Linked DNA regions of Homo sapiens: region 2 is linked to region 1. The links are chromatin loops, found by intact Hi-C in ENCODE. Cell type or tissue: GM12878. All regions are shown on one strand. Each heading gives the region's core, and the rest is flanking DNA. Links, peaks and the distances in the headings are about the cores only. Region 1 overlaps LOC105378834 (a long non-coding RNA gene). Region 2 has its middle 220 kb from the start of LINC01364.

Evidence for each region. Peaks named below come from ENCODE experiments on the same cell type or tissue, not always from the same donor. Only the 100,000 strongest peaks of a DNase experiment are listed, where the experiment ranks them.
Region 2: a loop joins it to region 1, with 2.3 times the contacts of the local background. A loop is called at or near these places in 1 of 110 quality-filtered maps.

Annotation. Positions count from the first base shown.
Region 1 is chr1:87,445,488-87,453,825 of GRCh38, forward strand. LOC105378834 (a long non-coding RNA gene) reads left to right here. Exons shown (of 4, transcript XR_947565.3): 2 at 960-1,062; 3 at 3,747-3,858; 4 at 5,292-8,338. It also overlaps the pseudogene RNA5SP52. Among named protein-coding and RNA genes, the nearest start is that of LINC01364, 78 kb to the left of the region's middle. RefSeq lists an enhancer at 4,106-4,485. In GM12878, for the core only: no CTCF peak of the experiment used is centred there; DNase peaks (open chromatin) are centred at 4,114 and 5,354; H3K4me3 peaks cover 644 bases; H3K27ac peaks cover 2,505 bases.
Region 2 is chr1:87,585,574-87,593,911 of GRCh38, forward strand. No RefSeq gene overlaps it. Among named protein-coding and RNA genes, the nearest start is that of LINC01364, 220 kb to the left of the region's middle. In GM12878, for the core only: no CTCF peak of the experiment used is centred there; DNase peaks (open chromatin) are centred at 2,168, 2,398, 3,078 and 6,718; H3K4me3 peaks cover 613 bases.

The DNA of each region.
Region 1 (8,338 bases), core at 271-8,270:
TGCCCCACTATTTGGTACAAATTTTCTGTATTAGTCCCTTCTCACACTGCTATAAAGTCATACCTGAGACTGGGTAATTTATGAAGAAAAGATGTTTAATTGACTCACCATTCTGCAGGTTGTACCAGAAGCATGGCTGAGGAGGCCTTAAGTAACTTACAATCATGGCAGAAGGCAAAGGGGAAGCAGTTACATTTTCACATGGCCAACAGGAGAGAGAGAGAGCAAAGTGGGAGGTGCTACACACTTTCTGACAACCAGATCTGGTGAGAACTCTATCACGAGAACAGGAAGGGGGAAGTCCGCCCCCATGATTCAATCACCTCCCACCAGGCTCCTCCTTCAACACTGGGAATTACAATTCAACATGAGATTTGGATGGAGAAACAGAGCCAAACCATATTAGGGTCTTTAGGAGGTAATAAGTTAAAATGAAGTTATTTGGGTGGCCCATAATTCTACAGAACTGATGTCCTTGTAAGAAGGGGAAGAGACACCAGAAGTGCCAGCACAGAGGAAAGGTCATGTAAGGACATGGGGTAAAGACAGCCATCTACGAGCCAGGGAGAGAGGCCTCAGAAGAAACCAAAGCCATAAATGCCTTCTCTTGGACTTTCAGCCTCCAAAGCTGTGAGAAAATACATTTCTGTTGTTTAAGCCACCCAGTCAGTCTGTGGTACTTTGTTATGGCTGCCCTAGCTGATGAATTCAGAAGTCAAATGTATATGGCTTTGAAGCCACAGAGGAAGGTGAGATTATCTGGCCAGAGATCCAAGGTGAAAGGGGTGGAGAGCTTTGGGGTAAATCACTTTACAGAGTGGGTATAGGAAGAAGGGCCTGTGAACAACACAGAGAACAATCAAGAGAGAGCAGAGTTAAAGATGACAAGGGAAGAGAGAGTTCCTTGCTTCTTTTATTTTGGGTTCACATCTCTTAATCTTGTGTTCACTTTTGTCAAGGTCATCCTCAGAATTTACACTCTCTCTCCTTTTGTGCCCCCATGGACCAAGTTAAGAAGGTGTAGGCTTCCAATCTGAAGATTGGTCACCACAAAACTCAAAGGTAAGTGAAAGGGTTTATATTAGTGTCACTGAATCAAGGGCCAATCTCAAAATTTACTTGGGGATTTTTCAAAGTGCACATTTATGTGACATACACTATGAAATTTCATTTTAGTATAGATTTGTGGTGGGATACTACCATATATTTTGAAAACAAACAAACAAGCAAACAAAAAAATGTTCCCCAAACTCACAGAATCCCCAGGTGCTTCTGATATACACATTGACGGAGATAAACTAATCCAGATGAAAAGACAAATGAATTTTTTTCTACATGCCTGGAAATAATGTCAGATGATTATAGATTTCAAACTTCATGAAAAATTGAAATTTCACCCTTTTGTAGGGGGAATGTTTTGTTAATCTAGCATACACAGCCTACGTTTTCTATTCTTATTATTTTTAATAAAATTTTTTTCTTTTCTTTTTTTTCACAGGCAAGGTCTTTGTTGCTCAGGATGGAACGTAGTGGTGCCATAGCTCACTGTAACCTTGAATTTCTGGGCTACTGGCATACACCACCATGCTTGGCTAATTGTTTCTTATTTTTTGTAGTGACAGGGTCTTACTATGTTGCCCAGGCTGGTCTCAAATTCCTGACCTCGAGTGATTCTCCCACCTTAGCCTCCCAAAGTGTTAGGATTACAGGCATGAGCCACTTTGCCCAGTCTCCTTTTTTTTTTTTTTTTTTTTTTTTTGAGATGGAGTCTTGTTCTGCAGCCTAGGCTGGAACACGGTGGTGTCATCTCGGCTCACTGCAGCCTCCCGGGTTCAAGCGATTCTCCTGCTTCAACCCCCAGGTAACTGGGTCTACAGGCACCTACCACCACCCAGCTAATTTTTTGTTTGTTTGTTTTTGTTTTTGAGTCGAAGTCTCACTGTGTCACCCAGGCTGGAGTGCAATGGTTCAGTCTTGGCTCTCTGCTTCCTCCACTTCCCGGGCTCAAGCAATTCTCTTGCCTCAGCCTCCTGAGTAGCTGGGACCACAGGCACCAGCCACCACACCTGGCTAACTTTTGTATTTTGAGTAGAGATGGGGTTTCACCATGTTGGCCAGGCTGGTCTTGAACTCCTGACCTTGTGATACAACCGCCTTGGCTTCCCAAAGTGCTGGGATTACAGGCTTAAGCCACCATGCCCGGCCCACCAGCCTACTTTTAATGGTAATTTTGAAAATGACAGTTGACCTGGTAGCCTTTGGGGATGTTTGTGTTCCTCCTCCCAGCAGATTGCCTTCCTTGGGCAACAGGCACTGCTCCTCTCTCATGTGTCAGAAAATCAGTGTGAAACTAGCTATCAAAGCGTACAACCGTCTATCACGTTGACCATCACATTATTCTTTGTGACTTGGGAGAACTCCCCTGTTTTCTCAAATCTCTATCTGCTGAGAATTAGGAACCATTTCTATACAATAAAGAACTATTGCTCACCAGAAAGTATATTCTACTTTCTTGTGGAAGAAAACTTATGACATTGAACTTGACAAAAAGGCATTTTCACAAGCTCAAATAAAACCAGTTTTCTCCATCTCCCCTCCCGCCTCTGTTGGCTCAAGTAATGAGCAACTGAAGGATACCACACTGCAAAGGAGATGTTGGGCTTCAGGCTGAAGCAAATCTGGGCTAACCAGAGTTAATCAAATTCTTTATAAATAAAATGAATTGTGCCACGCTAACTTAGATGTTTCAGAGAAACACTAACATATTTTTTTTAACTGATTTCTTGAATTTTTAAAAAAACTACTGCTCCTTTCCTTTGGGTAAGTGAGGAGGCAATAGGGTCTTGAGAATCACCAGGACAGCCAGACTCTGTTAGTTTACTTTCAGGTGAATACATTAGGTTCTGGGTAGATAGGCAGAGCTACTATACACTGCGCCTAAAACATCACAATGGAGAGGTGTATGTGTGTTTGTTGCGGGTGGAGGGGCCTGGTCCTGAGATTTATCAAGCCTGCCTTATGGGTACTGACTTGACTGGTTCATCTACTTTAGGGACGATGAGAATATACTCCCCTGCCCCAAATTATATTTTATCCAGGTGCCATGGTGTCTGACACTCCATCTGTAATGGTTCATTCCTTTGGCTTTCTTTCCTGCTTTTAAAATGAACATTCTCTTGGTTTGTGCAAAACACTAAACTACTTTACAAAGGCAGATACGCTAATGTAGGAAACTGCTTTGTTTTCCTTTGGTTGAAAAGGACTAGTGGAGCTGCAGGAAGCTTGGAAGTTCATCAGTGGGAATGGAGGGAGGCTGCCAAGAAGGTGAGGGGAAGGGGAAGGGCCACAGACACAGATTTTGTCTACTTGGGAATTTTGAATGGGATTGACCCTACCACTCAGTAATAGTTAAAAATGAAACAAAACAAAAAACAAGGGTTTTGAGTGTTGTTTGAATCCAAGTGTACTATTTCAATAGTGGAACTGAGCAAGACTTATAAAGCTGGCATAGGGAAGGGTGATTAGGATTGCAAACATAAGCATGAGGTGTAAATCATGACATTTATTTTGGCATGGAAGCCAGATCATTGTTTGAGGAACACCTTTTGAAACCCAAATGTAGAGGGCAGAAAATGGTGTTGGCTTTTTACACTATTTCTCTCTTTTTGAGGTAAGTCAGAGAGTTGAGTTATGAAGCATTAAAAGATCATTTTTTTCCCACATTCAATTTTCTTCTTTGCACTTAGGGAAAACCTTTTAGGCCAAAGACCATCTGAAGTGGCCCTGGTTCCTCCATGTTTAACTCACTGGCCCCTAATTTCTGCTGGACCTTCATTTCAGTCGACTGTGTTTCAGGAGGTAAGTGATTCTGGTGACCTCACTGTAGGGAGACAGGAGCCTCTGGCAAGTTACCAAACTGCTGGCCTATTCTACATGAGCCAGGCTCTTTGCTTTGGCAGAGGAAAGCAGTGCTGTTTTAGGTCAACAGTCAAATGTGTCCCGGAAGTTGTTAAGTGCGTGGGGCATTCTAACCACTGCTGCTGGTGGAGAGACCTGGCTGTCGCCTGCATCTCACTTTCAGAATGTGGCCCTGATTAAGCTCCGCAGGTAGAGTTCTGGTTTCTAAGAAGGGTACAAGGCCTGAGGACATGCTGGTATTTCTTCCTCATGCTGCTGCTGAGGACACAGAGAAGGGTGTTCTGGCCAAATTAGCCAGTTATTGGTTCCCCAAATAACTTTGGTTTTAGACACCTGACTTGACTCTGTGAGTGAGTGGGAGGCTGTTTTCTCTGACTGGTTTTGCATCTTGGCTTTCATGTCTCTACATGAACATTCAGCCCACAAATTTCTGTTATCTAATCAGGCGCATCAGTCCGTGATGGAGATGAGAGGGGAGGAACACCCCTTTGACTCAGATTTTGCACAAACAAAATTCAGTCTTGTTAGCAATGGCAGGAAGAGTAGCCACGGCTGCTCAGATCAGATCTTTCCCTGACAATCTGCAGGGCAGTGCAAGTGGGTGAAGAGTTTTTATGGCAAGATAAGCAATGCAAGGGCCCCAACTTGGTATACTAAATAAAATTAAAATGTCAATATTTACACATGACCTTCAAGGCTCTTCCACTCTTGCTTTCTTAGTATTCAGTACAGACTGCATTTTCTTTAGTCCGTTACCAACAGCTTGGAAATTCAGTTAGAGGACATAACCCAAATGTTCTCCAAATGTTGCTTCCAAATGGTCATCTTGAAAAGTGCTGTTTTAAGGCATGCAACCTTTCTGCACCGAGAGAGGGCTGTCGCTCTGCCTACCCAACTGTAGGGGAATTATCCAAAGATTAAAACCACTGATGATAAAGATAGTGCCACACAGCATATTTTAATTTGTTGATAATGAAAGCACAAGAGGCCTTTTTACAGGCTTCTTGAAGCCTTACTATTGTGTGTTGCACATTCAACCCCAGCTTGTGTGCTGACACAAACAAATAAACGTGATCATAACGGTTGAAATGTAGTTAGAAACACAATTGAGAACATCTGTATTGTAAGCAGAAATACATTAGAAATACTGAAGTGTTTTGTAGCTGTGAAAATGAAGGAATAAAAAAATAACCCACAGTACCTGGATTAAGCAGTTATAAATAATGTATAAAGCAAAAATCTCATTACCCCCTGTGTAAACTCCCCCCCAATGAAATATATTTTATGAATGTAGTAACACTGTAATAACCAAAGCATTTGTTTTTCCCCACAAACTTTCCATTTCATAACTGTGAGATTGTTTGGATTTACAGATTCGGGCCACAACACCCCTGAGTTTACCGGTTTTGGTTTCTTCCTTGTGACCTTCGGCTCCAGGATGCAGCACAGCTCCTCACTGCACTATTTATCAGAATGTTGCTCTGCATGCTTGAAAGTTTCCCCAAACAGAGGTACATAAAAACAAACAGAGGCGAAACACAAATCCCATCAGCCCTGGAGGAAAAGGCCCTGAAGCTCTTCCAGTGCAGAGGCCACGCAGAGGACAGGCTCCTACCTGTGCACATCAGCCACGCCTGGGGCGCCTCCTGGAGTCCAGGCTGCTGGCAATGGAATTCATCATGTTGCTGATGTCACTGTAAGTTAAGTCGCAGCTGCCAGCTGAGCTATGGGACAGTTTGAGGGATGGCCAGAAGGTTTCTCCTGGATGCCATCTTCAGCATACCTAGGAACCAGAGAAAATGCAATTCTTCGCATGCCCATCTCACTCCTGCAGCCTGGGGTCCCTCTTCAGTTTATTTTTTTATTTTTTTATTTTTTTATCATAAGCACATAGTCAGGCTCTGGGACATCATGGAACCCAGCAGCCTGCTGAAAGGTGAAGCACAAGTCTAAAGTCCTGTTAGTTATGAAATCCAGCTCTCCTGGATTAGGCAAGGGGAAAACCACATCTTTAAGATACACTAGGGCAAGAAGTAAAGTATGGAGAGCTGGCTCAACGAAATTTTGTGTATAATAGGAGCCGTCCTATGACTAATTGTCACCTGTCTCAGAGACCTCATGATTATTTCTGAGCTTTAACCAATGAATTAATGTGGGTTCTACCTGGCTCTTCTAACGTCTTTGGAATGGTTCCTCAGGGAACCACAGCTATCCATAGAGATAACAACCTGAATACAAGCCCATCGCCCGATCAGATGCTGCTCTTACTTGCATGACTTGGTTCTATTCTTGCCCAGTCCCACTGGGATAGCAGTGGTAGCTAAACAGCTAAGCAGAGTGACCTCATTAGATTCTCCTCTAGTATAAAGTCACATGTTAACTCATTTTTGGACTCATAGTCAGAAACTTGTAATTTTTCCTCATTTTGGTATGCAGCTATTGCACAGTGGGGGAAATATGAGTCAAAAGACTTGCTCTTATATTCCATCTTCCCCCTCATTGCCTGGGTGTCTTTGGACCAGTTAATCTTTGAGCCTCAGTTATCTAGAAAATGGGGACACTGCTACTTTATATATTTTTTTTTAGTGGGACCTAGATAAGGTAATATAAATAAAGGGGCTTTATTTATATATTGAATGGCATGATGTTAGGATTACCAAAAGGAAATAGCTATTCTACTTACATTACAATGTGGTTTGAGGATCAAATTCAATAAAATATGTGAAGAGGGCTTTGAAAACTAGAAAGAGCTAAGCAATGCAAAATGCGTCGCTGCACTTGAATGTAATGGCTGGTGTCATGTCAGCTGGATTAACTGTGGTCACTAGTTCTCATATATCCATTTGCTAGAGTAGCTGAGTCCTCTGGACTACGAAAAAGGGCACAGAAGCTACAGATACGAGATCTGGTACTATCTTTATCACTACCTTTTTATTGTGAGCACCTCAATCATTTTGAGATATTTGTCTCATTTCTTTTACTTTGAATATGCAAAAACAACAGTCACCTCCTAATATGGCTGTTGGGAAAACACAACTGAAATGGATTCAGAAAATAGCTTTTAAGGACAAAGTTATGTGAAGGACATAAATTGTGCATGAAGTCTTTCAGCAATGAATAGGCACATCTCCACATACCCCAGGATCTTAAGCTGATAATGTAACAACAAGAACCTATTGAATCAGGACAAGGTGATGGTTCTGCTCCTGTGGCAATCTAGGTCTCAGAATCTGGTATGCAGGCAGGGTGTAGAGAGCAGATTGCATTTTCAGGAGAAAGGTTAAGCTTGAATGTTTTGGACAGGAGGTGGTTAGATGCATTTTTAAAAAGTCCTTGAATTTACCTGATGATTTTTGTGTCCTTGTGATGGTTGTAGCCCATTCCAGGATATGAATAAATTTAGCAACACAAAGGAGGTCATTTAAAAATCTTTCCCTCAGATGCTCCACTTCCTCTTCCTTCTAGCTTTCTCCTCTTCTTCACTAATTTGGCAACCTGCAAGGCTGCCCTTTTGATCACTGGCAGTTTAGAATAGTGATAAGTGGTTTTGGAAAATGTTATTGAAACTTTTATAGGAGAGTGGTGGAAAGATGGAGATTTCTAGAAAACCCTTAATAGAAGAGATCCATTTTACTTAATTATTTATTTATTTTTAGTTTTAAAACATTATTTTATTTTGAATTAATTTTAGACTTTAAGAAATTGCAAAAATACTAGAAAGTGTTACTTTAATCCCTCACCCTGCTTCTGCTTATGTTGACTGTCTCTCATCATCTTAATATGATTATCAAGAATAGGAAATTGATGTTGGTACAATATTTTTAACTAAGCTACAGACTGCATCTGATATTCACCAGTTTTCCTGCAGATATCATTTTTCTGCCATCCGAGTACTAACCAGACCCGACCCTGCTTAGCTTCCAAGATCAGACAAGATTGGGTGTGTTCAGGGTGGTATGGCTAGAGACCCAAATATCATTTTTCTGTCTCAGGAGCCTATCCAGGACCCCACATTGTATTGAGTTGTATTTCTCCCTAGTTGACTCCAATCTGTGACAGTTCCCTGGTCTTTCCTTGTCCTTCATAACTTTGGCACTTTTCGAAGGATACTGATTGTTACCAGTGGAAGGTATCCGAGTTACCAGCGGCAAATCCATACGGGTCTGCAGCAACCTCAATTCTTGCCCCCTCAAAAGAAATAATTTGACTGAGGGGCATAAAGCAGAAAAAGAGATCAAGGCAACTTTCAGAGTAGGAGTGGGAGTTTATTTAAAAAGACTTTAGAAAAGGAAAGAAAAGAAAGTACGCTTGGAAGAGACCCAAGTGGGCATGTGAAGGTCAATTGTAGTGTTTAACCTTGATCCTAGGACTTTATAGGCTGGCCTCTTTCCCATGATTCTTCCTTTAAAGGGGGCTGCCC
Region 2 (8,338 bases), core at 47-8,046, 140 kb after region 1:
GGAGTTTATTTCTCTCCTACATGAGGTCTAAACTGAGTGCTTATGTCGAGTGGGGCAGCTCTCCTCTAAGTTGGAGGACTCCTTTCATCTTGTAGCTCTACTATCTTCAACTTGTGCTTATTAAAGTCGCTGTGCTAATTTGCATCAAGCTGGTGAATGTGGAAATAATATGATGAATACTACATGTAAAATTTTTACAGGCCTGGCTGGGAGCTGGCATGTATCACTTTTGCTCACATCTCATTGGCTGGAATCATCACGTGGGCACATGTAACTGCAAGGGGGTGGGAAATGTCATCCAGCTTGTGTCCAGGAGAACAGGGACATGCTTATCATTAAAGATAGTTGTGTTAATTTCTTGTTATATCAAATTTAAAAGCTTAAGTGGAACTCTTTAATAAAAACAACTTCAATAGAAAGCAGGAGGGTGAACATCTCTCTATCTCTGGTTTCACTAGACTTTCAAAGCTAAGCCTATTTAGTTATGTTTTCTGACATTCTTTGAAGAAATGCTCCTTTATAGGTGGCATGGTATGGTCAAAAATAAAAAGGGACCCAGATTCATAAGATCTGGATTGTTTATCCCCCTCTGCTACAAATTGCTTGAGTGACCTTGGACAAGTCACTCTCTGGGCTTTGCTTTTTTCTCATCAGTAAAATGGGAACATTCGATTAGTTGATTGCTAGGGTTTCATCCAAAGGACATTCTGTTATTCACTGACTTTTTTTTTTGTTTCCCTGTTTTTATAATATATCTACAATTACAAGAAGACTAAATGAATATTTAGTATGTTAATTATATTCTGTGATAGAGCTATTATTTCTTTCAGATTATAAGGCTTTTGTGAGTGTTTGATAAAAGTTATTGCCTTTTATTTTCACTGTACACCAGGGCTTTTAAAGATTTACTCTCTTTCCAAAGTTCCTCACTGCCTATTCTTTGTGGCACAAAGGTTAACAAGCATACCACTTTTGCCGATATCTACTCATTAAATCGTTACAATCTTAGGTTTGCAGGATAAACTGGGTCATGAAGCTTACTGGCTGTCATCCGTGAGGACAGTGAGTGAGGAATTGAACTTGGGTCTTTTCAACTCCCTGCTGTCAAATTGCCTGTAGACAATAGATGGGATATTGCTTAACATTAAAATGTTTCCTGAAGGTCCTTGCCTTCTCTATATCCAAAAACATCATAGAAAACAGATTTTCACAGTGAGAGTTCTTCCTTTTTCTCTAATTTATTTCCTCTTACATGGGTATAAATATGTGTGTATATATATATTTAAAATAACCTACATGCTCTCCAATTTCCTTCTCCCTTGAGCATATTTTTGAAGCTCTGATATTCTCAATAGGGGAATGGATAGGATATTTTTTCCAACTGAATTCCTCCAGACTTTTTTTATTCTGCCTAATTCTTTACAAGAGCCTATGTTCCCATGTTAAAAAATTTACGTAGGACCAGACCTGGAAGTTCTCCCATAGAGTGGCAGAAGATGACATGCTGGCATGCTTCATTTTCTTGATCAGAGATTATACGATCAAGGTTTATCCACTTTAAAACATTTTCATTTTTGTTAGTGGGGAAACACCAAAATCAACACATCACAACAAAGACTTAAGGGCCTGTTTCCTTTTGCAGGATAAGTATCATAATAAGAGGCCAGGGCCTTTCCCTTCAAAATTTCCCGAGAGTAGATATTTCTTTAATTCCCACTTGGCTCAAGGGAATGTAGATCTGGCCAAATACCTGGTTCCATGTTGTCTGCTTTTATCGAAGAACTTCAAAACACTTTGCCAATGCCAATTCATTCCCATCACACTTATAAGAAGTAATATTGTCCTCATTTTGCTAATGGGAAAACTGGGGCACAGAGAATATAAGTGACAAATTCAGAGCGTGTGTTGAAGCACAGAATTGTACCCAGGGCTCTAGAGAACCAGACTCCTGCTCTAACAACTAGATAAGACTTCCTCTGAGGCTGTGGATAGGGCTGACGTTTTTTAAAATGACGGTTTATTTTACTTTTAAGGCACAGAGAGACTGCTGAAGAGACAAGGGGATGAAAAAAATTTAATAAGAAGTCTTACTTAGAACGTTGAATGATGCATGTTGTTAGAACTTGAAAATATCCCCCACCTGTAACAATTCAAGACGCTGAAAAGCTGTGAAACTATTAACCAACAACAAAATAGGAAATGAAAAATATTCATGGGGATTTTTAAAAATAGAAGTATCTTGGTCTAAATGCTAAATTTGAAAATGAAACCATCCCAGCTTCTTTTAAATACATCTTCATTACTGATTCTCACCAATAAAAACATATTTGGATGCTTTCAACTAGACACGCTCTCTGCATCTATCTCTCCATCAGGATATTCCCAGTGTGACCTTTGGCATTTGATACTTTCATATGGACAAGCTAGGCTGTGTACTAAACAAAAACCAAAATATGCCAAATGTGATGAACCATTTCAGTTTTGAAAACATTAGCTTAGGTAAGCTTTCTCAACAATAAGACATTAATAATCTTCTGTGCATGATATGAAGCAACTTTTAATGATTGATTAATAGCTCTCTGATGCAAACAATGATAACAATGAATGTACATGTTCGTTGTTGTGTAGGCAGATAGATCGTGATCCAAATAAAAATTACCCTATAATTAATAAACAAGCACATGCAAAATGCAAATGTGCCTGTAGCCCTTAGAGCCAGTGGAAGTATAAAGTTTGGTAAGTATTTTTAATTTTACTGAGAGCAATCACTTATAAGATGAGAAATGAGAGACAAAAGAGTGGCTTTGTCAGAAGAATGTACTTTAAAAAACTTGTCCAACAAAATCATGCAAGTAGGCAGATTTTCATGGACCCCTGGCTGAAAAAAAATATTCTGAGCTTCAAGAGAATTAGGCAATCTACCCAAAATACATATTATGCCTTGTTTATCTTAGTTTTCTTTTCATTAGAAAACGTGTATTAACTGAGAAGTTCTGAGTTAGTCTCTTGAAAGGCTGATACTTGTGCCCTTTGATTGTGAAAGCAGTTAGAGGAAGTGATAGCTTAGGCCTGGGTGACCATGAGAAGCATGGGGTGGTGAGGTCCATACAAAGAGTGGGGACCAGTAAGACCTGACGAATGTTTATGGGACTTTTCAAATCCATCGGGAAGAAAGAGGATACAGAACACAGCTGTTGGAATGATGCATAGAATTGTAAACGTTTTAGTAATTGTGTCATTGCCAAACTGTATTTTCTTCTGGCTTTACTCAGTAAAGTTCTACACAGTCCAGAGAAGCTCAATATGTAACAATGATAAAAATGATGGGACTTGCAAATTGACAGTGAGTTATATTGTAGTTTTTGTAAAGCAGTGTTTCTCAAAGTGTGGTCCCTGAACCAAGAGTATCAGCACCTGAGGATGTGTTAGGAATGCAGTTTCCTGGGCCCCAACCCAGACCTACTGAATCAGGAACTCTGGGAATGAGGCCCAGCGATTTTCATTTTAGCAAAACTTGCAGGTGATTCTGACCCACGTTAAAGTTTGGGAAGCACTGTTATAAGAATCAAGCAGGACTCATGGAGAGCCAAACCAAATGGGATCTTCTTTAGGTTTAAGTCTTGGGATAAAGGCTGGGATAAAGGTTCTTTATTTGTAGATACGGGCATGGTCTAAGGACCAGCTACACTAATTTTGAAAGGTCTTTAAATCAAATGCAAATTTGCATTAATTATCCCTCCTTGACCATTTTCCTGAGGTACACTCAGGGGTTAAGTGGTGGTGAGCCAGGAGCAGCCCAAACCAACTTCCCAGAGTACCCAGTGGAAAGACAACAAGCAGGGTCTTTGGCAACTTTTTTCTTGGCAAGGCAACCATGTCCCAACAAGAACACCTCTCAATTTCCTTTCTAGCTGCTACTGAAGCCACAATTACACATGTGAAATGGACTAAGTATGTCTGGGTTAGACAAAGGGAGGTTTAGCAAGTCACATTTTATACACTGTTTGGAGATTACCGATCCTTCAAATATTAGAATATCACATCCAATGTGAAATCTCTGTCTTATAGAAAGAGTCTGTGCTATAAATTTAAAATTACCCTAATATTAATAAGCCATTTTTGCATCTCTCTTCATTGGAATTTTTTCAGTGTTATCTTTGTCACTGCTGCAGAAAAATGCAGAAAAGAGCCCTAACTATGACAGCACAAGGGTGCTGTTGAACAACCAGTATAGGAGAGAGGCTGGAGTCTGCACCGTGACAGGCATTGGCTTATGGAGCAAAGGATCGGTGATGCCTTAGGAAAGGGACAGTGTAGTCTGGGCAGGAGAAGCCTTGGGGAATCAGGGAGGTGGTGATTTGTCAATGGGTGTGATGATTTGGTGCCTACGTGCTTCGTGACAGCCCTTACACAAGAGAAAGAAAATTGGCACTATTTTTTTAAAAGTACCATAGGATTAAAAGACTATCAGTATTGACATTTCAACCCCACAGGTCTCTGTGTGCTATTTCTTTGATGGGGTCTGAGTGTAGCCTAGATGGTCTTTGCCTTTGTTTGGCAAGCTGTTTTCTCTTACCACAACAATAATTACATTGTATTGTAGGTATTTGTTTATTTGTCTTGGTCCTCCATTGGACTGTAACCTTCCAGAGCACAAGAGCTCACTATTTCTCTCTCCTTTCCTTCCTTTCTTCTTACATTGTCCTGGCATCTAGAGTGTATGGTATTGGTAGGTAATCAATAAATATTTTTGAATGAATGAATAAATGAATGAACAATTGCGAAATGACTAGCGGTGGATGCTAAGAGCTGATAGGCAACAGATAAACAAGAGAGGCCTCTCATTCCATCACAAGACTGGCTGAGTCTAGGTTCTGGATGACACCATAGAGAAAACAAAACAGATTCCCTGGAGTTTCTGTGGGATACAGAGGCCAGTTACAGAAACAAAGAGAATTAGTTCTGTAGGAGCTGGGACCAGAAATGGCATCATGTTTGGGGTGTCAGGACACTTCAGAAAGGAGTGGGGTTGAGTTGAAACAGACTTGTGGGAGGTAGCAGAGTGGTAGGCAGAAAAAAAATATCCATGCCTCTTTTTTGCTTAGGTGCCTTGTAGAGTTCACAAGAAAGCTGGGTTTGAGTAGGGAATAGTGTAGTGGAGTCACAAAGAAGCTTGAGGAAAGACATGTTTGGGCCAGGGACAAGCTAGACTCATGGGGGACAGTCACAAATAATTTAGAACATAGTGTCTTTAAAAATAACACTCAATTGAAGATAGAAAGAGTCTGTTTGTGCACTAGACACCTGTTAGTCATTTATCTATATAACACTGGTTCTCTTAGAAATCATCCTGTTTGTAATATACTTTGTTATATTATAAACAACTGACCTAATAGAGAAGTATTCATCAACTTTGAGTAGGAGTGACTTGAATATCATAGTCAATTATTGAATGTTTGTTGAAAGAATATATGAATCATGGCAAAGATTGTATGTGTCTACTAAGACGAGCCCAATAATCTCAGGGTGGTAGTGGGTTTTATCACCTATCAGTCAGGGGCCCTAAATGCCCCAGGTGACTAAGTCAGAGAAAACAAAACAGTAAAGCAGGAAACTTTTGACTAGTACCAGGAAGCACTCTTTGCCATGAGTCTGATAAAACATAGCAATTGGCTACCGAGAGAGCTGCTGCTCACTGTCTACAAATATATCGAAGAGGATAAAAGACTTCATTGATTCTGAAGAGTTTGTTGTGTTTTCAGCCTGGAGGCAGGACTCTGGTGCACTCCATCTGGAATTGAGACATTTTTCCAGACCTCTGGGATCACTCTCATTCATCGTATGGTTTCTTGTCCCTTGCCTCCTTCCTCTCAGCCTCACCTTTATTTCCTGCTCTTTCTCCTCCTTTCCTTCTCAATAATAGCTGTGTCTCTGACCTTCTGCTTCTTTCTCACTACGACCCTTAAGTGTTCCCAGACTTCTTTCTCTATGGTAGCTGTTTTGGGGAATGTGGCAACTGGTCTAGCTATGCCCCGACAGCAGCCGCTGGTGATGGAGCTTGTGAAATACGCTTCAAAGAGCCTGCTCACCCTGGGGCTGGAGAACAACACTAGGTTGGGCTTTGGCAGGTGCAGCCCAGAGGGGGCTGGCAAAGCAGAAGGCAGCCTACGCCAACCAGTAGGGAGTGGCTCTGGGTCACTTCCCAGAAAGGGACTTCTACCAACTCAGACAATCGAGTCAATGGGTCCACCCACCAGAGGCAAAATAGATTGCTTCCATTGTTTGCAAGCAGAGTTGAGCAATGGGAATGGAGGGAGCACCTGGGCAACAGGAGATGCTGGTTTTCAGTGTTTGTTCATTCTTCCATTAGTGCCCCTGGGTCCTTCTGCTGTCACTCTACTCACAAGAATCCAGTGCCTTCCTGCTTCCTTGGGCGCATCAGGCCCACTTCCCTCCCCATCACTTTGGCTTTTCCTCTTGGGACAGTACCTCATGCCTTGAATGCATTCATCATCACCTCTCCCCTTCCCTCTGTCATTCAAACTCATCAGTCTGTGTCCTCTTTCCATAGTGCCTGCTCTTTCAGGTGAATTACTGTGAGGATTGGGCTCTGAATCTTTGTCTTTGTGTTCCCTACACTACCCAGTACCAGGAAAACTGAAGGTACTCAATACATGTGTTTGTTAATTTCAAGGTTACTGAAATTGCATTGCTGTTATCATCTCACTTCTTCTTTCTGATAGATACTAGAAAGAGAACTGGCCACAGAATTAGAATACTGCAGCTGCAGTGGTCCTGGTTCCATCTTTACTACCTGTGAGTCCTTGGGCAAGTTGCTTAACCTTTCTGAATTCAGTTTCTGACTGCAACGCAAGAATTAAAGCAGTTTTCTGTTTTACGTCTCATAATATTGTTAAGATTAAATGGCAGCATATGGGCAAAAGAGCTTTATGATAGCAAGAGATATACATTTAGATTACTTCTTATGGTATAACCAGTTTGAGTTAATGACTGACAATAGCTTAAAATATTCGTCTTCTCAGATAACTTGCATGCTTGTATTATGAGGACATCATTTTAAAAATCTAATTCTATTCAGTGAGAAATTATTAAATGTCTATTATGTGTCTTGCAATTTTATATACATTGTGGAGGTTTTGAGACAGGTAGAAGAAATGGTTGCTTTCTAAGAAATTGTGACATAATTAGAAGGGGCTATACCAGACTATAGTGAGCTGCCCACGTGGGATTTAATACATGTTTCCAAGACTTTGGAACTAGTTTTCTTAGGCCAGTAAAATTAAAAAAGAAAAAAAAATGGGAGACCAACATTGACTTGCCAAGTTTTAACTTTTCTCATCTATTCAACAGTTTGAAACTTATATTTGGAATTTGTATATAACAGCATAGAGAACTATAACACCAATAGAAATCTATAAAAACTTAAAACTTGACTCATGGGAACTTTACGAAAAATATAAGCTACCGCCCTCATCTCTCTCACTTTACTTTGAGCCACTCTGCAAGTTTGTGGACCAGGAGGTGGGTACTACTACGTGAGCACACAGAACACCTGACTGGGAGTTGGCTCCCTCGCTCTGATACTATTTGGTTTTCTTTTTTTTTTTTTTTTGAGACAGAGTCTTTCTTGCTCTGTTGCCCAGCCTGTTGCCCAGGCTCACTGCAAGCTTCGCCTCCCAGGTTCACGCCATTCTCCTGCCTCAGCCTCCCGAGTAGCTGGGACTACAGGTGCCCATTACCACGCCTGGCTAATTTTTTTGTATTTTTAGTAGAGACGGGGTTTCACCGTGTTAGCCAGGATGGTCTCGATCTCCTGACCTCATGATCCACCCACCTCGGCCTCCCAAAGTGCTAGGATTACAGGCGTTAGCCACTGCACCCGGCCTACTATTTGGTTTTCACAAAGTCGGTGTGAGACACTGTGCAAGGCCCTGAAACACTGTAGGCTCTATTTCCTCTTTTGCAAAATAGGGATTGGACTAGAACCTGTGCAGCCTAACACCATGGGCTCTAGCCACATGCAGTCACTGAAATTTAAATGAATTCAATTAAATAAAATATAAAATTTAATATCTTAGTTACACTTGCCACATTTCAAATGCCTAATAGCCACATATGACTAATGATAATCATACTGGACCACACATATTTAGACCATATCCAGCACTGCAGAAAGTTCTGTTACATAATGCTGGACTAGATGATTTCTAAAGTTTTTTTAAATTTTAAAATTCTAGGAGGTTTTGGTTACATACAGTCCTGCTTAGCGTCTGAGTCATGGGGTGGCTTCAAAATAGTGAGGTTATAAAACAGTCCC